Linked DNA regions of Homo sapiens: region 2 is linked to region 1. Evidence: read pairs that join two places in POLR2A ChIA-PET (ENCODE). Cell type or tissue: MCF 10A. All regions are shown on one strand. Each heading gives the region's core, and the rest is flanking DNA. Links, peaks and the distances in the headings are about the cores only.

The links. ChIA-PET counts read pairs that join two places held together with the same protein. Peaks named below come from ENCODE experiments on the same cell type or tissue, not always from the same donor. Only the 100,000 strongest peaks of a DNase experiment are listed, where the experiment ranks them.
Region 2: POLR2A ChIA-PET joins it to region 1 with 12 read pairs; 25 of 35 experiments call an interaction of 5 or more read pairs at or near these places.

What each region holds. Positions count from the first base shown.
Region 1 is chr1:145,924,405-145,934,509 of GRCh38, reverse strand. RBM8A (RNA binding motif protein 8A) reads left to right here and starts at 7,026. Exons shown (of 6, transcript NM_005105.5): 1 at 7,026-7,150; 2 at 7,433-7,492; 3 at 7,624-7,701; 4 at 7,892-8,028; 5 at 8,333-8,469; 6 at 8,583-10,105. The coding sequence starts at 7,084. The coding sequence ends at 8,628. LIX1L-AS1 (LIX1L antisense RNA 1) reads right to left here and starts at 7,679. Exons shown (of 3, transcript NR_147182.1): 1 at 7,564-7,679; 2 at 7,041-7,446. LIX1L (limb and CNS expressed 1 like) reads left to right here. Exons shown (of 6, transcript NM_153713.3): 6 at 1-1,087. It also overlaps the pseudogene GNRHR2. RefSeq lists enhancers at 6,770-6,919, 7,160-7,209, 7,012-7,951, 6,891-8,090. In MCF 10A, for the core only: a CTCF peak has its summit at 7,280 (motif pointing left); DNase peaks (open chromatin) are centred at 6,959 and 7,299.
Region 2 is chr1:145,974,334-145,984,438 of GRCh38, reverse strand. It overlaps POLR3GL (RNA polymerase III subunit GL), which reads right to left. Exons shown (of 8, transcript NM_032305.3): 2 at 9,448-9,614; 3 at 9,003-9,132; 4 at 7,287-7,355; 5 at 6,900-6,956; 6 at 6,588-6,661; 7 at 6,343-6,456; 8 at 5,591-6,078. The coding sequence starts at 9,573. The coding sequence ends at 5,992. Among named protein-coding and RNA genes, the nearest start is that of POLR3GL, 15 kb to the right of the region's middle. RefSeq lists enhancers at 4,174-4,243, 4,464-4,553, 5,004-5,143, 4,505-5,146, 5,154-5,203 and 4 more. In MCF 10A, for the core only: CTCF peaks have their summits at 5,362 and 6,747 (motif pointing left); DNase peaks (open chromatin) are centred at 4,128, 4,858 and 6,748.

The DNA.
Region 1 (10,105 bases), core at 2,106-10,105:
CTCCGCCTCCCGGGTTCACGCCACTCTCCTGCCTCAGCCTCCTTAGTAGCTGGGACTACAGGCGCCCGCCACCATGCCTGGCTAATTTTTTTGTATTTTTAGTAGAGACGGGGTTTCACCGTGTTTGACAGGATGGTCTCGATTTCCTGACTTCGTGATCCGCCCGCCTCGGCCTCCCAAAGTGCTGGGATTACAGGCGTGAGCCACCGCGCCCGGCACTATTTGTGTTTTTAACACCATTCTCCCCCACTTCTCTCCTGGGTGACATAAGAGAGAAATAACCTGTAGTACAGCAGCTAAAGTATTCTCCTTTCAGAGAATTTTTTTGGAGGTCTCTAATATATATTTCCCCCTTGTCTCTGTGATCTCTTATTTATACTATATTATTGTCCCATGTACTTTCTAAACTGAGCTTGGAACATTTAGTATTCCTGCAATTGGACTTCCCACTTAACAATTATACAGACTTTGCTTTTAGAAATAGATTAGGTTCCAAACAGAAAGTTCAAGTGTAACAACAACAATAAAAATAGATTATGAAACAGGCTATAATTGGCTCTTTTGGATTTGATAGGGGCAAGATGAAAGGCAACTTTCTTGCTTTTGAAATCATGTTGGGTAAGAGGTAAGGAATCCAGCTACAATTTTATTAGTGCTTGAAACGGGCTTCCTTGAATTCTCCAGGCCCTATCATTTTTTTTTTCTTACTAATCAGAAGAGAGCTGGGGTAGAAGCCCCATGTTTGTATTCCATGAAACACGTCGGGTTGGAGTAAAGGCAAAAACAGCTAGACACACCAGGTGTGTCTGTTTGACATTTATAAGCTGGCACTCATCAACACTCCTGTTTCTCCTTTCTCTGGGACGTGTGGATTAAGGGGTGTGAGTTGTGGGAAGAATTGCCCTCGTACCTCCTGGATTTATTATTTTTCTCAAATACCAACCAGTAAGATCCCAAATAACTTGAGAAAAATTGTTTCCTGATCTGTCCACTTCTGGTGTCAAAGATTTTACTCATCTTCTTAGTACATTCTATGTATTTTATATGTATAATTTTATACAATTAAAAATAGATTTTTGTCTAGTGAGCCAGACTGACTCTTTCTTGAGACCTATATATTACAAAAGTGAAGGGGTGGGTTGCCCCTCCACACCTGTGGGCGTTTCTCGTTAGGTGGAACAAGAGACACAGAGACAAAGTATAGAGAAAGAAAACTGGGCCCAGCTGACCAGCGTTCAGTATACGGAGGATCCACGCCAGCCTCTGAGTTCCCTTAGTATTTATTGATCATTATTGGGCGTTTCCCGGAGAGGGGGATGTGGCAGGATCATAGGATAATAGTGGAGAGAAGGTCAGCAGGTAAACACGTGAACAAAGGTCTCTGCATCATAAACAAGGTAAAGAATTAAGTGCTGTGCTTTGGATATGTATACACATAAACATCTCAATGCCTTAAAGAGCAGTATTGCTGCCCGCATGTCCCACCTCCAGCCCTAAGGTGGCTTTCCCCTATCTCAGTAGATGGAATATACAATCAGGTTTTACACCGAGACATTCCATTGCCCAGGGACGAGCAGGAGACAGATGCCTTCCTCTTGTCTCAACCGCAAGGAGGTGTTACTTCCTCTTTTACTAATCCTCCTCAGCACAGACCCTTTACGGGTGTCGGGCTGGGGGACGGTCAGGTCTTTCCCTTCCCACGAGGCCATATCTCAGGCTATCACATGGGGAGAAACCTTGGACAATACCTGGCTTTCCTAGGCAGAGATCCCTGCGGCCTTCCTCAGTGGTTTGTGTCTCTGGGTACTTGAGATTAGGAAGTGGTTTGAGATTAGGGAGTGGTGATGACTCTTAACAAGCATGCTACCTTCAAGCATTTGTTTAACAAAGCACACCCTGCACAGCCCTTAATCCATTTAACCCTGAGTTGACACAGCACGTGTTTCAGGGAGCACAGGGTTGGGGGTAGTGTTACAGATTAACAGCATCTCAATGCAGAAGAATTTTTCTTAGTACAGAACAAAATGGAGCCTCCTATGTCTACTTCTTTCTACACAGACACAGTAACAATCTGGTCTCCCTTTCTTTTCCCCACAAGAAGCTCTAAAACATCCCTGTTCTTTTACATATATACTAAAGAAGAATTTTTAGGCCAGGTGCGGTGGCTCATGCCTGTAATCCCAGCACTTTGGGAGGCCGAGGCGGGTGGATCACGAGGTCAGGAGTTCGAGACCAGCCTGGCCACCATGGTGAAACCCCCATCTCTACTAAAAAAAATTAAAAATTAGCTGGGCATGGTGGTGGGCGCCTGTAATCCCAGCTACTTGGGAGGCTGAGGCAGGAGAATTACCTGAACCCAGGAGGTGGAGGTTGCAGTGAGCCGAGACTGAGTGATTGCACTCCAGCCTGGACATCAGGGTGAGACTCTATCTCAAAAAAAAAAAAAATTTTATTAGCATTTTTGGGGTGGTAGAAATGATTGCATAAGGCAGCCTGCCTCCCTTTCTGCAGATATTTAACCTGGAGTTTGTCCTTGGTCTTTTCTCCTCAAGCTCTACCTACTCCCACTGGCAATCTCACCCATTATGGTGACTTGAACTCCACTATACACATGACTCTCAAATCTATTTCTTCCTCCCCAACCTGTTTTAAGCTTTTACATTTACTTTCCACATACTTGACACGGCCATCTGAATATGACAAAAGCACTTTGAAACATATCGAAAATAAAAAACATTTCTCCATACTCATTCCTCTTTGACTCTCTAGATTATTCGAATTATTATTATTCTTATTATTATTATTTTTGAGACGAAGTCTTGCTCTTGTCCCCCAGGCTGGAGTGAAATGGCGCGATCTCGGCTCACTGCAACCTCTGCCTCCTGGGTTCAAGCGATTCTCCTGCCTCAGCCTTCTGAGTAGCTGGGATTATAGGCGCCCGCCACCACGCCCAGCTAATTTTTGTATTTTTAGTAAAGATGGAGTTTCACCATGTTGGCCAGGCTGGTCTCGAACTCCTGACCTCAGGTGATCCACCTGCCTGGGCCTCCCAAAGTGCTGGGATTACAGGCGTAAGCCACCATGCCCCGCCGATCTATTATTAGAATTATTATCTACACTGTTACCTAAGCCACACACCTCAGATCCACCCTCAACTCCTCTACCATAATGTAAATATGTTGTTTTTGAGACAGAGTTTTGCTCTTGTTGCCCAGGCTGGAGTACAATGGTGCAGTATCAGCTCACTGCATCCACTGCCTCTTGGGTTCAGGAGATTCTCCTGCCTCAGCCTCCCAAGTAGCTGGGATTACAGGCACCCACTACCACACGTGGCAAATTTTTTTATTTTTAATAGAGATGGGGTTTTACCATGTTGGCCAGGCTGGTCTCGAACTCCCGACCTCAGGTGATCCGCCCGCCTCAACCTCCCAAAGTGCTGGGATTACAGGTGTGAGCCACTGCGCCTGGCCTACCTCCTAATATGTTTTGTCCATATTTACTGCCTGAGCTTAGGTTTGGTCCTTTCTCATCTCCAGACTGGATCACTACAATAGCTTCCTAGCTGGTCTTCACCTCCATTCTTAACATCCTCCATACTACTGTCATATTTCTTTATAAAATACTTATGACTGTGACACTCCCTTGCTTAAGCCATCACTGAACTATCTTTACCTTTAGCAGCATTTCCCAAAGTTTTTTTTTATTTTTTTTGAGACAGGGTCTCACTCTAATGAGCAGGCCAGAATGCAGTGGCGTGATTTTGGCTCACTGCAGCCTCCACCTCCCAGGCTCAAGGAATCCTCCCACCTCAACCTCCAGAGTAGCTAGGTCTATAGGCACACACCACCACACCCAAGTAATTCTTTTTAAATTTTTTGTAGAGGTGGATCTTGCTGTGTTGCCCAGGCTGGTATTGAACTCCTGAACTCAAACTATCCACCTGCCTCGGCCTCCCAAAGTGCTGGGTTTACAAGCATGAGCTACCATGCCTGGCCTACCATTTCCCAGTTTTATATGTGTTCCTGAGATGATTTTAGATGATAGATGGGCAAACAGTTTTTAATAGTTGTGCTTTTATCTGAATTCGTAGTAGAAAAATACTGATTTTCCTTTCAGTGTAAATTTATGTTTAAAGTCAGTCTATTTAAGGAAAAATAATAAGCAACAACTAGTATGGAGGCTATTTTCAAATATTAAAAACCATGAATACTCAAATATTTGAAGTAGGTAAATTTCTTGCCTATAGGATAAATTCCAAAATCCTTAGCACAGCAGACCCTAAACTGTATTTCCAGCTTTATTTTCCAGTCACATAGCATCGGGCAGACAGAATTTCCTGCCATTCTAATATTCATTCATTCGATAAGTATCTACCAAATGTCTACCATGAGCCAGACATTGGGCTAAACTTCAGGGATTTTAGTTGTAAATAACTATCTCTGCTATAAGGATTACATTCTAACGGGAAAAACAGACAATAAACAAGTTAGAAAGTAAACAAGGTAATTAAAGATTCTGACTGGCCTAAGCAACATGGCAAGACTCCGTCTCTACAAAAGATTTTTTAAAAATTAGCCGTGTGCAGTGGCGTGTGCCTGTAGTCCCAGATATTCGGGAGGCTGAGGCAAGAGAATCACTTGGGCCTGGGAGGTTGGCTGCTGTGAGCCATAATTGCACCACTGCACTCAGCCTGGTTGACAGAGTGAGACCTTGTCTTAAAAAAAAAAAAAGAATGAAAGAAGATTCTGATTTAAGTTCTGTGAAGGAAATACACAGTTAAAGACAGGAGGGTAGAGAAGACCCCTTTGGGTGACAGTACTATTGAGATCTTAAAAATGAGGTCGAACTCGGCCGGGCGCGGTGGCTCACGCCTGTAATCCCAGCACTTTGGGAGGCCGAGGTGGGTGGATCACAAGGTACGGAGTTCAAGACTAGCCTGGCCAATATGCTGAAACCCCGTCTCTACTAAAAAAATTTTAAAAAGCTGGGCGTGGTGGCACGTGCCTGTAGTCCCAGCTACTCCGGAGGCTGAGGCAGAGGAATCGCTTGAACCCAGTAAGTGGAGGTTACAGTGGGCCGAGATCGTGCCACTGCACTCCAGCCTGGGTGACAGAGCGATACTCCATCTCAAAAAAAAAAAAAAAAAAAAAAAAATGAGGTCGAACCCAATATGTGAAAAGCTAGAGGAAGAGCACCAGGAACAGAAAGCTGCGGGGAGCAGTGGCTCATGCCTGTAATCCAAACACTTTGGGAGGCCGAGAAGGGCGGATGACCGGAAGTCAGGAGTTAGAAACCAGCCTGGCCAACATGGCGAAACCCCGTCTCCACTAAAAATACAAAAATTAGCTAGGTGTGGTGCCGCACGCCTGTAGTCCCAGCTAATCGGGAGGCTGGCGCAGGAGAAGCCTTGAACCCAGGAGACAGAGGTTGCAGTGAGCCAAGATCGCATCACTGCACTCCAGCCTGAGTGACAGAGTGAGACTCCGTCTCAAAAACAAAACAAACCAAGTTGCAAAAGCCCTGGGATGAGAAAGAGCACACCACAGTTGGGCGAAAGAGCAAGGAGAGCTTCATGGGTGAAGGAGAAGAACGGTGGTTGAACAGGTTGAAAACACAGGCAGAGCAGGCTTTGTGAGTTTGAATTTTTATTCTAAGTGCAGCAAAATGCCAAGGAAAGAGCCGGGTGCATGGTTACACCCCTGTCGTCCCAGATGCTTGGGAGGCGAGTTTCAGGCCAGCCTGGGTAGTATAACCAAACCCCTCTAACAAAAAGGGTTTTTAGGCCGGGCGCAGTGGCTCACGCCTGTAATCCCAGCACTTTGGGAGGTGGAGGCTGGTGGATCACTTGAGGTCAGGAGTTCAAGACCAGCCTGGCCAACATGGTGAAATCCCGTCTCTACTAAAAATACAAAAATTAGCCGGGTGTGTGTGTGTGTGTGGGGGGGGGCGCCTGTAGTCCCAGGTACTCAGGAGGCTTGGAGGGCGCCTGTAGTCCCAGGTACTCAGGAGGCTTGAGGCAGGAGAATTGCTTGAACCCGGGAGGCAGAGGATGCAGTGAGCCGAGACTGCACCACTGCACTCTTAGCCTGGGTGATAGAGCGAGACTACGTCTCAAAACAACAACAACAAGGATTTTTAGTAGGTATGTAACCAACTGATTTTTAAAATGATCACAGTACCTACTGTGGAGAATGAATTAGTGTCTCCTAATCGCTTTTTAAATTTTATTTTTCGTTTTACTCTTATTCACTTTTTTTTTTTTTTTTTGAGACAGAGTCTCGCTCTTGTCCCCCAGACTGGAGTGCAGTGGCAAGATCTCGGCTCGCTGCAACCTCCGTCTCCCGGGTTCAACTGATTCTCCTGCCTCAGCCTCCTAGGTAGCTGGGATTACAGGTGCACTCCACCACGCCCAGCTAATCAGCTTCCGTTTCTCGGGTTCAAGCGATTCTCCTGCCTCAGCCTCCCTAGTAGCTGGGATTACAGGCAGGGAGTTTTATATTTAAAAAAAAAATTGATATCTGTCTCACCAACCGTATTGCAACCAAGTCTGTTAGTTTCCTGAAGAGAAATTTGGTGCTGCAGGTTCCAGAAGCAGCTCTTTATGCCCTCACTGCTGATCAAACTATTTTTTAAAAACGCTCCTATCATACACCACGCTGCCTAAAGACAGGGTACAGGCCTGGGATTTTTGAAAGAAAAGGGTTTCTTCAATTACCATTTCCCAGTTTGGGATGAAGAGACGTAAAGAAGCCCTCTAATAAGGAAATTACGCCGGGCCTCACTGTTAATAGTACAGTATTTATCAGCAGCTGCCGCGGTTAAGAGGAAGCCACGGCCCCCTGTAGTCTGTACCTCCTAAGATGGATGATTTAGCTTGCGATCTGTTCAAGATGGCCACAGAAACACTTCCGGTATCTTTCCGCACTAGGCCCGCCCCAATTTGCGTGTTTTTACCGTGCAGAGGGAGGGATTTAGAGTTAGCCTTTGATTGGTCAGCTTGACTGGCGACCTTTCCCCTCTGCGACAGTTTCCCGAGGTACCTAGTGTCTGAGCGGCACAGACGAGATCTCGATCGAAGGCGAGATGGCGGACGTGCTAGATCTTCACGAGGCTGGGGGCGAAGATTTCGCCATGGATGAGGATGGGGACGGTGAGGACAGTGGAGACGGCTGGTGGGAAGCGGGGAAGGTGCGAGAGAAGGCTATAATAGGAAAATTTACTCTTTTTTCCTCGGTCGTAAGGATGGGAATCGAGGAACCGGGTCTTGGGTGGATTAGAGATTCCGCCCCCTTCAGGAGAAGGGAGGGCGTGACCGGGAAGGCACTAAGACTGGAGGCGGTGTGGGTCGGCTTGCTGGTAGTGTATTGGGAAAGAGACGATTGTTACAAATGACTGTCATAGTTACTTATTCTTTTATCTTCTGGGGTTCCAGAGAGCATTCACAAACTGAAAGAAAAAGCGAAGAAACGGAAGGGTCGCGGCTTTGGCTCCGGTGAGTGTGGGGAAAATGGGGTAGAGTGGCCTAGTAGGGCAGGAGCTACGGGTTTTGGAGTCCCCACCCACCTCATAGGAACAATGGGAGAAAGGAGGAGTTTTCGGTGATCTCGTGTATGTCCCTTATAGAAGAGGGGTCCCGAGCGCGGATGCGTGAGGATTATGACAGCGTGGAGCAGGATGGCGATGAACCCGGACCACAACGCTGTGAGTAATAATGGAACCTGTGAGGTATCCGTGTCTGTGGTAGTAGTTAGAAACCAATAAAATAGTTAAACGCAGTAGGAATGGGTTCAGAGATAGCTTAAACAATCTGAGTCCGCACTCACTCTATTCCTGTGAGCCTGCTTAAAGTGTCTCTCATGTACTCATACAACTTCCCCCCGTCCCCCAACAGCTGTTGAAGGCTGGATTCTCTTTGTAACTGGAGTCCATGAGGAAGCCACCGAAGAAGACATACACGACAAATTCGCAGAATATGGGGAAATTAAAAACATTCATCTCAACCTCGACAGGCGAACAGGATATCTGAAGGTATCCTAAGTGACACTTTATTGCCTCCTTTCTTTCATAAGCCTTAGGTAGCATTCGTAGTTCTGTGTTTGCTGTGGTTGGCCAAGAGCAAAGTTGAAATAAAATGACATTGGAAATCTATGTTTTGTCAGACACGCCAAAGAGACAGAAACGGAGATGATGTATATATACAGTAGAGATATATGATGTACATTCATTGTTTAAAGTGTGTAGATTTTTCTGAGTTTAGATTTGAGGAAAAAGATACTCAGTGATACTTGGGGAAATAGGAGGGTTTTCATATCTGTCTTTTCACTTTCCCCAGGGGTATACTCTAGTTGAATATGAAACATACAAGGAAGCCCAGGCTGCTATGGAGGGACTCAATGGCCAGGATTTGATGGGACAGCCCATCAGCGTTGACTGGTGTTTTGTTCGGGGTCCACCAAAAGGCAAGAGGAGGTAAAATGAAGAGGGCAAATACTGTCTGGGTGAAGGGAATACGAACGAAACAGAATGAGGACTTAGTATTATGTCCCTCTAATGGACTCCTCTCCCTGCTTCTTTTTCCCTAGAGGTGGCCGAAGACGCAGCAGAAGTCCAGACCGGAGACGTCGCTGACAGGTCCTCTGTTGTCCAGGTGTTCTCTTCAAGATTCCATTTGACCATGCAGCCTTGGACAAATAGGACTGGGGTGGAACTTGCTGTGTTTATATTTAATCTCTTACCGTATATGCGTAGTATTTGAGTTGCGAATAAATGTTCCATTTTTGTTTTCTACATTTAATGTTACTTTCCTGTCCTAAAATTGAAAGTTCTAAAGCATAGCAAGGCTGTATGGATCATTGTGAAGATACTTCTAGGGACTGAACTCTATGTATTTCTTTTTTTTCTTTTTTTTGAGATAGAGTCTTGCTGTGTTACCCAGGGTGGATTGCAGCTGATCATAGCTCACTGCAGCTTCAAACTCTTGGGCTCAAGCCATCCTTCTGCCTCACTGTCCCTAGTAGTTGGGATTACAGGCACATGCCACCATGCCCAGCTAAATTTTTAATATTTTTGTAGAGATGGGGTCTTGCTGTGTTACCTGGGCTAGTTATGTGAGTTTCTATATTAGACATAGTCTCAAGTTTCAGGTAGGGTTTAAAGTAGAGACACTGGTCAGTATTTCTTTTTTGGGGGGAACTAGGAGAGCAGGAGTAGAAGTGAGATGTTAAGATCTTATGGCACTAAAGACTTACTATTCTGTTCCTACATACTCTGTTAGGATCAGATAGATGTTATAGAAATGCCTTTTGTTTCTCCTGCCCTTCTTGATGTCACAGTTTTTTGTACTTCCAGCTGTCTAAAGGCATGAATCTCCTCTTGGAGCATTCTCCCAGACCCTTCTTTAGAAGAGTCTATACTAAGTTCTTGGTGCCCTCTTCGGCAGCCAAGGGTGAAGGCCCCATAGAGGAGAGGATCCAAAGGAGCATTGAGGAGGCCCAAGAGGAAAAGGATGTGGCTCAGGCTGGGAGGGACTTCAGTTAGCATGGTGGGGGAGAACCAGTACCACATACCCAGTAGGTAATAAGGTGTCCAGCAGAGGATGAAGGTCAGCAAGATAAGCAGGGCCAGTCTCAGGGCCCGGAGACGAACACGGGGACAATTGTCAAAGGAGCGGGGGAGGGCAAATTCACCAGCAGGGGCTAGGAATTTAGAAAATATACTGTAATTCAGACACTCAGCTTCTGATCTGAGTATAGGGTGAATTGATGGAGGGGCATAGCTAGTGAGACAGAGCTCGCCTCCTACAAGGAGGAGAATGTTGCAAACCGTTTTCCCCTTCCCAACCTGGGACTATATGATTTCTTACCCCCAGGGATTATGATAGAAATATGAAGCCACCAAGTCTAGACTTGATGGTGTTCAAGAATAAATAATACTGATTGCCTCCCTAGTCCTTGTCCAGCTAACTCAGCTGTTTATAATTGAAGGGATTCAACAAAATTATCTCTAGCATCAGGTGCTAGACATGGTTAGAATCTCACCATGGTTTAGTGACTGGTAGATAGCTATTAGGTAGGTAGATAAATAAATGATGCTAGAGGCAACAGGT
Region 2 (10,105 bases), core at 660-8,659, 51 kb before region 1:
CTTGAACTTGGGAGGCGGAGGTTGCAGTTAGCCGAGATCGCACCATTGCACTCCAGCCTGTGCAACAAGAGTGAAACTCTGTCTCAAAAAAAATTAAAAATAAATAAATAAATAAATAAACCTGTATTTCCTTTCCTAAACATTTGAATCGGTTGTAAACATTTAAAAATCAGATTTCACTAACATCTACCGTTCTGGTGTCTCTTAAAAAGCAATCATATTTGGTAACACTGAGTCACATTCTTTCATGGCATTAATCAGCTGGAGCTGAAGGGGCTAGACAGGCTCTGGTTTGCCAGTTCTCACCACTCCCTATTGCATTACACTCACATGCTTCGATCTTTTATATCTGCCTGACTCCTGTTTAGTGTTTAGGTTTGTCTTAGTTTGTTACCTCTGCTCTAAGTAGAGCTTCTCAAATATTTCTTCTGCAGGACCCCTAAGATACAAGAGAGTGAACCATTTTCCCCCAGGACTCCCAAAGCAGTCTAAAGTAGCCTGTCATAACCCAGAAATGTCTTTGAAGTACCTATTTTCTTTAAAAAATGCAAATTTTGATTTACACTGCATAATATATTTGTGTTGGTTTTAGCATAAAAATGATTTATCTTCCCCCACCAAATCTTAAAAGTAAAATTAACACTCTGGAAGATGTGCCATGTGTATTCTGTGGCTCCAAATAGTCTTCACCATATCACCCTAGGAATAATCCAATTTAAACAGCACTGTATAAAGGCATGAGGTAAAGAGAGACATGGAGAAAAGACACAGAGAAAGAGTCAAAAAGAGGAAAAGAATTTGAAAAACAACAAGAATGAGTCTGAGTGACAAGCTTTCTGTCTGGTCCTCAGCCAACCCTCCAGGCCTGGCCCAGTCCAGCCACTGAGAAGTGTATAAACATCCCTGATATCTCTGGACAGGTGTTAGTGTGGCGGCTCAGGGTAGAAAGCAAGACCCAAAACAGGAGCCAAGCCAAGTAAGGGAGAGGTGAGGGATCCAGAGCAGCCAAGTATGGTCAGATGAGAAAGATTGTCTAGGTGTGCCAGGAAAGAGGCTTGGAAAGGAAATGGAAGACTTAGAAAAGGGCTGATCAGCATTTGCCCTTTCTCCCACTGAGCCCATTTTGTGTCACTTCCTCTTATCACTCTGCCTAAGAAAAATGAGGTACAAGCATTAAATTGTCCTCCTTTGAAGAGGGAATTTCTTCTCCAAAATGGCTACATCTCTGGTCATACCAGAGCCTAAGGAGGATGAGTACCAGGGCTTCTTTCCCTGTCCAAATGGGACTCTACCTATTCTCTCCAAGACAGGAAATACCTCAAATCCACATCCCTAACTTAGGTGAGTTTCTTCCACCTACCCCTTTTGGTAAGACAAAAATAGGTCTAACTCCCTCCCTCCTAATCTAATATTATCAGCACTGCCCTGAGTGTACCAAAGAATATCAGAGACAGGATTTGGATATTTTCCCCCTTTCTCTACTGTAAACCAGGATCAATGTGGAATCACAAGGATGGGAACTATTCAGGAAAGGGCTGGGAGCACAGCCCAAAGCTGAGGATCCTGGGAGGAGGAGAGGTTTGAGAATGGAGAATAATCCCAGACTCTGAGGTCGTGGGGACCTAGCCCCTTCCTGCATTGGTTGGGATCAGGCCTAAGGAATCTCTGGATTCCTTCCCCAGCATCTTGACATCTTGGATTCCCAAGGTGAGAGCACCTAGCCATTACGGTCCCGCAGTTAAGCTGGATCATTGTCTTCCCACTGACCCCCATTAAGGTTATGAGGGGGACCTCCCTTCTTTCCTAGATACAAAGAGGCAAATTAAAGTCTATTGGAGATGAGCCAAAGGCCTTTCTGAGGTGATAGCAGGAAACTGGAACTTATTTCCAGTTTTGTGGTCCCAAATGACCTTGAGGAAATGTGAGCCCCAGAAGGGGAAAGGTCAGTGGAGAAGAGGTCACTACTGGTTTGGCCAGATTAGTTAGTGGAGCTATTCTCGTTGAGCTCATTTCTCTTCTCCATCCTCTGGCTGGACATGACATACGAGGGGAGATGAAGAGGACATGCCCACCAGCCCCTTCTTCAGTCAGAAATCTACTGGTGGCCTGTTTGATTTGAGTCCTGGCTTGCAGATTGTGACCTTGAACTCTGCTGTAGGTGGTGTCCCTTTCTTGCTAGTTGATGGAATTGTTGATCTTCTTGCTACCCAAGCTGAAGCAGGTTCTTGGAAACGACTGGCCAGATGCCTGAGGTATCTTTAGTCTGCCTAGGCTGAAAATAAAGTGGGGAAATCCAGCGAATGGAATGTGTTCAGCCAAAGCTAGGCACATCCTGCCTTTGTTCTCAGGCCCATTTGAATTCTTACAGATGGATCAGCATAAGCCCTACTATGTGAGAGCTAGAAGGGCTCCCAGTGGACACATCTAGTCCAAATTTATATTTCACACATGAGGAATACTGAGGAGTGGAGACATACATGACTTTCTGAAGGGCACGAAGCTATGGAGTGGTGAAACTAGGACCACAAAATAGTGTGAAACACTGTCTCTTAAAAAAAGTGAATTGAGGAAAAGAACTGTCTGTTCCTTACCAAATTATAGGTGCCCAATTACCTTATTCATCTGACCCTCCAATTTTCTTTGGTCTCCACTCCCAATCTAAACTACATGTTGCTTCCAGGTCTGCCATTTAGCCTCCCTCAAACCACTTGAGTCACTGAGGCTGTCTGCAGACCCCTCTTAAACTGCCCACCTGAGATGGGAGAAAAATCATGAGGCTAGGGATGGAACATAGCATAGAGAAAAATAGGACTCTTTCCCTTTTTTTTTTGTAGAGGCAGACTTAGGGAAGACTATGTTGCCCCAAGCTGGTCTTGAACTACTCGCCTCAAGCAACCTCCCACCTCAGCCTCCAAAAGCTGTGGGATTACAGGTGGGAGCCACCATGCCCAGGATAGGATTCTTGACAGAGAACCTACCCTGCCTGGGGCCAGTGCAGCCCAGGCTGTGGACATGGCAGCAATCTGTTCAACATAAGCCCTATCAGGCGAGTAGTACTGGGCTGAGCAGCACTGTGTAAGTCCTCTGTAAATGTTTGCAAGCAGGCGCTGGGCACGGTGGCTCACGCCTGTAATCCCAGCACTTTGGGAGGCCAAGGCAGGCAGATCACAAGGTCAGGAGTTCGAACCAGCCTGACCAACATGGTGAAACCCCGTCTCTGCTAAAAATATAAAAATTAGCTGGGCATGGTGGCGTGCGCCTGTAATCTCAGCTACTCAGGAGGCTGGGGCAGCAGAATCACTTGAATCCAGGAGGCAGAGGTTGCAGTGAGCTGAGATCGTGCCACTGCACTCCAGCCTGGGCAACAGAGTGAGACTCCATTTCAAAAAACAAAACAAGACAAAACAAAAAAAGTTTGCAAGTATGGCCTCAAGCCCTAACCTCTCAGGGGTTCTTCCAAAGTGAATAGGAGCCGTGACCCTGTTTACTAGGTCTTGGGCTTCAGGCCTGCCTGATAGTACCTATGGAAAGTAGGGGAAAGGTTGATGGAAACAAGTCTAGCTCATGCCTGGAACCACTTCAGAATCTGGGAAAGCTGCTGGGTCCTGTGTCCCTGGCTTTGTCCAGCAAGGTCACCTGCAGACAGGGCAGAGTCCAAGAATAGTCTGATCTTCCTGACACTTTGAAGTAATACAACTGATCTCAAGTGGTCACTCCAACCTTTGTCCTCATTTCCCCAGTTTCATGGGAAAAGGATGTGTGTGCATAGGATGTGTGCTGCTTTTCCAGAATCTTCTTTGTTCCCACTCTTTTAAGTTCCCAGGCTGACATTGTGGGCTTTATGGGGTGGCTATGCTCCCAACACAGACACATATAGTTGACCAGGTTAGGACTTGGTGTGTGTATGTAGGGAACAATGCAAAAGGAAAATTTTCAATAGCTTTTACTTTTGTTTTTGCTGATCTCTCCCTAGCTATAATCACAGGCTGAAGTACAGCTATGGGAAACCCGTTACAGGTCCCCTATTTCCTTCCTGCCACTCAACACAACACCTCAGGAGGACTAAAAAAAAAACACATCAATCATCATAAATTGCTCAATGACTCTAGAATGTTCTGTTTCTATTCCTGTTTCCTTCACTGCTTCTACTCTTTTCTTCTTTTCTTAGAGGCGGGTTCTTGCTTTGTTGCCCAGGCTGGTGGTGCAATCATATAGCTCACCGCAGCCTCAAACTCCAGGGCTCTAGGGATCCTCCTGCCTTAGCCTCCCTAGTAGCTGGGACTACTAGGGAGTGCCACCACGCTCAGCTATTTGAAATATTTTAAAATATTTTTGTTGTAGAGACAGGGACTCGCTTTGTTGCCTAGACTGGTCTCAAACTCCTGGCTTCAAGCAATCCTCTTGCCTCAGTCTTCCAAACTTCTGGGATTACAGGCTTGAGCCATGGCACCTGCCATTGCTTCTATGTAAACACTAACTAACACACCCAAACTAGGCTTTTAAGGTGCTTTCCCTCAATGGAGTCACAGTCTTTCTTCATTCTTTACAATGGGGTCAGACATATTCAACCTTAGATTGACAGTCTCTATCACTTGATGCTGTAGGGAATTCAGTCGGCCTGCCTGAATGCAGTTGGGGAATTTTTTGAAGGTTCTTCTATACCCCATCTTACGGCTTTCAAATGCTCAGCAGGGTTGCTATGATAGCATGCCTTCTTATTCAGTTCCTATTCTGGACACGCAGCTTGCCCGTGACTGTTGCATGTCAAGTGGCTGGAACCAATCAGCTTATCTAAGGCTTCCTCAGAAGCCAATCAGAGCCTCGGAAAGTGACCTCACCCAAGGGAGAGCTCTGTGGGCGAGAAAGCATCTCTCAGATCTGTGAGTGTCCCTAAGTCACTCCCTTCCTCCCCACCCTCCTTACTTCCTGTAAAACAACACCACACCGCCTACCTCCCTTCCCCCAAAGAAAGGGAGTGAGAAAGGCTAACTAAATTCCACAAAGGGAAGAACCAAAAGAGAAACTGCAACTCAGCCACACACTGGTTTCTGTAACTGGAGAACAGGATATTTAGGGGGACTTGCTCTGCACAGACATACCTTTCAAAGTGGCATCTCCAGAGTCTGGAAGAGGAGGGAGTATGGTGAATAAGTCAGCTCCTCCTCCCTCCTCATACCTGGTTTTCTTGCCTTTCCCCACAAAAATAGCTGTAATCATTTTTTGTAAATAAGGACAAGATCAAGGTCAAGTGTGGGAAAGACAGGACCTATGTCCTTGTGAACATGTGTGAACAGACACAATCATGTCCTTGTGGCCTGAGGACCAGAGGCTCAGAAGTCAGCTGTACTGCAGGGGGCGTAGGCTGTTCTCTACAATTTACTTTGCATTGCCCTACAGATGAGGCCTTGAATATTCCTTGGCTGGGCTCGATTGTGAATATGTGTCCCACCATGGGGGTAGAAGGGAAGGGACAAAGGACAAGCGGGCTGTAGGGCTGTAACCCTCCAGTGTGTCACACCAGACCCGGCTTAGTTAAGCATTTCCTTCATTCCTCCAGCCCTCTGTCACCAGGCCTCACCCACAACAGAGAGACAGATAAAAACACTTTATTTAAAAGTATAAAACCAGGCTTACTCCTTCAAACTGCTCCCACCCCTAATTATCTCCACAAAGAGCTATATAAATTGGGCAGGGGTATGTGTACAGTCATCTCAGCTCTAACAACCCCAGTTCTTCTTTCAATTCTCCTTTCTCCCTTCATACAATTGAGATGTTTGTCCTTTGCACTTTCCCCAAGATAGCAAAGGTGATACAAATGTGGAAGGAGGGGAAGTGTAGAAAATAAACTGTCATCATCCTCTATTCCCATCTCCAGGGAACAGACAGATTATATGAACTCTGACCAAATGATTTGCTTGTCTGAAGAAACAAATAATAGGTACAGTTACTCTCTGTATCCTAAAGAAAGACACGAGGGTCCAGAGTCCTTCTTCAGTATATAGCCTCGTCCATATTGTCATCACTGTCACCACCAAAGTCCTCTCCATTGTCAAAATATGACATGATGTAATCAGTTTCCTGAAATGGAAAAAAAAAAAGTAAAAGTCAATTTGGCATTCACCTTCCTTCCTGTGTACCAGACCCCTTTCCTCTCAGTCACACCATTCCAGGCCTGAGACATCTCTTCCAGCTGTAGTTTGTAGAAGGGGGGCAGATGAAGTAGAGAGAAGCCCCTACCCTGGGGGGCACTATCTCTGTTGGCATGCCAACCCTCTGAGGAGAGCAACCCTAGTATAAAGAGGGTAAAGGGAGGGGGACTAAGGTGGAAGGAGTCCCCTTCACCTCTTCATGTTCTTCTTCATCATACTCTTCTTCTTCCTCCTCTTCCTTCTCTTCTTCTTCTTCTTTCTCCTCATCCTCCTCTGAAGTTACTTCTTCTTCCTTCTTCTCCAGGGTCTCATGTGGGGATGAATAGGAATAGAAACTCAGGTTCAGTTCACAGAAGGGAAAAATTGAGGCACACATGGGCCAAGAGAGAGGGAATGGATCCAGGGCTCAGGAGGTCTCTATGCACACTTCCTCCTCACCTCTAGTTTCTGTATTGTTTCCTCCTTATCTTCTGTGGTCTTAGGGGGCCTCTTGGGGAGCAGAATTGTAATCCCTGGTGGAGGGATCAAAAGGTAAACCTTCAGAGAGCAAATTTTGCCAGCTTTATAGCCCATCCTCATGCAAAGAACATGTCACTCTGCTGCCCTCATGTGGCCACTATGACATCTAGCAACAACACTTGGTAGATTGGGTATAGGAACTGGGATGGAAGGTGAGACCAGCAGCAGCCTCGGCCCTCAGGCTGATGAAGGAAACCTCTCTTCTCCCTCCTTTTTTCCAGATACACTCACGTTCCTTCTGTAGCTTCCGCACTCGGATCTTTAGCTCCCGGGGTAGACGCCGCCAATCTGGGAATAGTGGGAACGTAAATGTCAATAGGACCCTGCCTGGGGTCTCCAGTGAATACTGACTGGTTTTAAAGGGGGGTGAGGGTTTTAAAGGAGAGGAAGGAAGGGGCTGGGCCAAAGTTGTTCAGTGGCTTGGATATCTCCTGAGTAGTGGGAACTATTTAATAGCTTTTTCAGGTAGAATCTGAGAATGTGTTGGACCATAACTAAGGCTCTAGCTTGCAGATGCTGGATCGGGGAATGGGGTGGGGTCATGGGCGTGGTGGGAATAGCTTGAAGCATCCCATGCATTTGAAAGAAGGGCAGTCAATGAAAGGGCCCATCACCTACCAGGGTTCCAATCGATGGCATTGTCAATCGGACCTGACATCTGATATTTGTCTGAATAACGCTCCACATCTGAGGGGTGGAAGGGTCAAAGTTTTATCCCTTCAGAGACCCAGAACAGGACTGTTCCTGAGAGTCCAGCCCTCTCAATACTGAGGAATTATCTGTTTCCTTACCCCAAACCCAGAGCCCAGGGGGTCAGCTTCAGTGAGGACCTTATCTACTTTTTTTTTTTTTTTTTTTGAGACAGAGTCTCGCTCTGTCCCTCAGGCTGGAGTGCAGTGGTACAATCTCAGCTTACTGCAACCTCCACCTCCCAGGTTCAAGCGATTCTCCTGCCTCAGTCTCCTGAGTAGCTGGGACTACAGGCACACACCACCACGCCTAGCTAATTTTTGTATTTTTAGTAGAGACGGGGTTTCACCATGTTGGCCAGGATGGTCTCAATCTCCTGACCTCGTGATCCACCTACCTCGGCCTCCCAAAGTGCTGGGATTACAGGCGTGAATTACTGCGCCCGGCCCCTTATCACTCTTCTAACCTGTTCCTTTTCCACCCAAAATTACGATTTTTTTTTTTCAGACAGAATCTCGCACTGTCGCCTGGGCTGGAGTGCAGTGGCGTGATCTCAGCCCACTGCAACCTCCGCCTCCCAAGTTCAAGCAATTCTTGCCTCAGCCTCCCAAGCAGCTGGGATTAGAGGCATCTGCCACCAGGCCTGGCTAATTTTTTTGTATTTTTTGTAGAGACGGGGTTTCACTATGTTGGCCAAGCTGGTCTTGAACTCCTGACCTCGTGATCTGCCCACCTCAGCCTCCCAAAGTGCTGGGATTCTAGGTGTGAGCCACCACACCTGGCCTTTTTTTTTTGAGACAGAGGTTTGCTGTGTCACCCAGGCTAGAGTGCAGTGGCAAGATCTCAGCTCACTGCAACCTCCACCTCCCAGGTTCAAGCGATTCTCATGCCTCAGCCTCAGCCTCAGCCTCCCGAGTAGCTGAGACCACAGGCACACACCACTGTGCCTGGCTAATTTTTATATTTTTAGTAGAGACAGGGTTTCACCGTATTGGCTAGGCTGGCCTCAAACTCCTGGCCTCAAGTGATCCACCCATGTCAGCCTCCCAAAGTGCTGGCCATTACAGGCGTAAGCCACCGCACCCGGCCATGATGATTTTTTTTTTTTCTGTCCCTTAGTTCAAAGGCATGGCTGTATTAAGAAATAGCGTGGTGCAGTGGAAAGTATGCTAGGGAATAAGAAACCAGGATTTCAGTATTCTCTTGTTGGTTGGTGCTTATAATATCCAGATTGTTAAAAATTTTGCTGGGCGCAGTGGCTCATGCCTGTAATCCCAGCACTTTGGGAGGCCAAGGCAGGAGAATCTCTTGAGCCCAGAAGTTCAAGACCAGCCTGGACAACATAAGGACACCCTATCTCTATTTTACAAAAAAATAAAAAATATATAATTTTTTAGAAAATACATCCCCCTACTTATACACGTGAAATGGGATTTTAATATTTAACCTCCTGCTGTCCCAAGACTATCATGAGACTCAAAACAAACCATGAATACTATAATGCATTTCAGATACAGGGGTAACTATTATGATCTCCCCAGTTAGATAGTATGCTTCCTGTGCCCCTCTGGCCCCCAGTGGTGCTGAGCACAGGGCACTCCCCATGGAAGGCACTCAGAATATGATGCTAGCATTCCAACTGACCTCTCTTGGGGACAGCTGGCCGGATGAAGTAGGGGAGCTGCCTCATGGCTCCTCGTAGCTCTTGCTTCAGTGCCAGGACATATTCCCCTTCCTCGCCTGAGGGCAAAGGTACTGGGCGGAACTCCAAGGGCTAAAGAGGCAGGGGCAGTGGTCAGTTCAGGGAGAAAATGCTAGTACAAATTTAGGAAGACCCCTCCTCCCAATTTAGTCTAACACTCCCACTGAGCAGAGGGCCAAATGACAATCGAGGGAGTAACATATTATTTTGAAAGCTGGGGAGAAGTAAAGGTGGACACTTCTTTGCCTGCAAAACATCCCTGTGCATTGGGAGTATAGAGAGAGGGCCAAAGCGAGGATGGTTTTATGATGGTCCAGGAGGAATTCAGAATCATGTACAGTCAGCCAGGGGCACATGAGAGTCTGGGAAGGGAGTGGAGAGACTCACAGGGAAGAGTGGAGAAGGCTGCAGGGTGGGTGGGGGCAAAGCATCCCCTTTCCCAATGCCCACGGCCTCCACGTTGAAGGTCAACTGGCCCCGGCCACGACCCCGGCCCCCACCCCGGCTGGCCATGGTGGAGGGGGCCTGGGTATTCAGAGATCCAGTGAATAAACCTAATAAAGACAAAAACAAAGAGAAAAAGAAATGTAGTAGAATGGACAGGAAGCCAAGGAGGTACAAGACATTCAATCTTTTATCTCTGGGACATGAAAAGTTAATGTCATTCAACAAATTTTGACTGAGAAGGCACAGTGTCAGAGAGAGAATTTCTGGAAATATAAACATGAATGAGACATGGTCCCCCAAACAGGTCAGATAATTACAATATAGTTTAGCACAAAGGAGAAAGTGCTGACACCTTTGGACAAAACTCTACATCCCTAAGACAATTTGATGTTTATCTCTATCTGCATTTCTTTATTTTTATTTTTAGAGATGCTCTGTCACCCAGGCTTGAGTGCAATGGTGCAATCACAGTTCACTCTAGCCTCGAACCCCTGGGCTCAAGATCCTCCTGCCTCAGCCTCCCAAAGTGCTGGGATTACAGGCATGAACCACTATGCCCAGCCACAAACTGCATTTCTACATATAACCTTTGAATTCT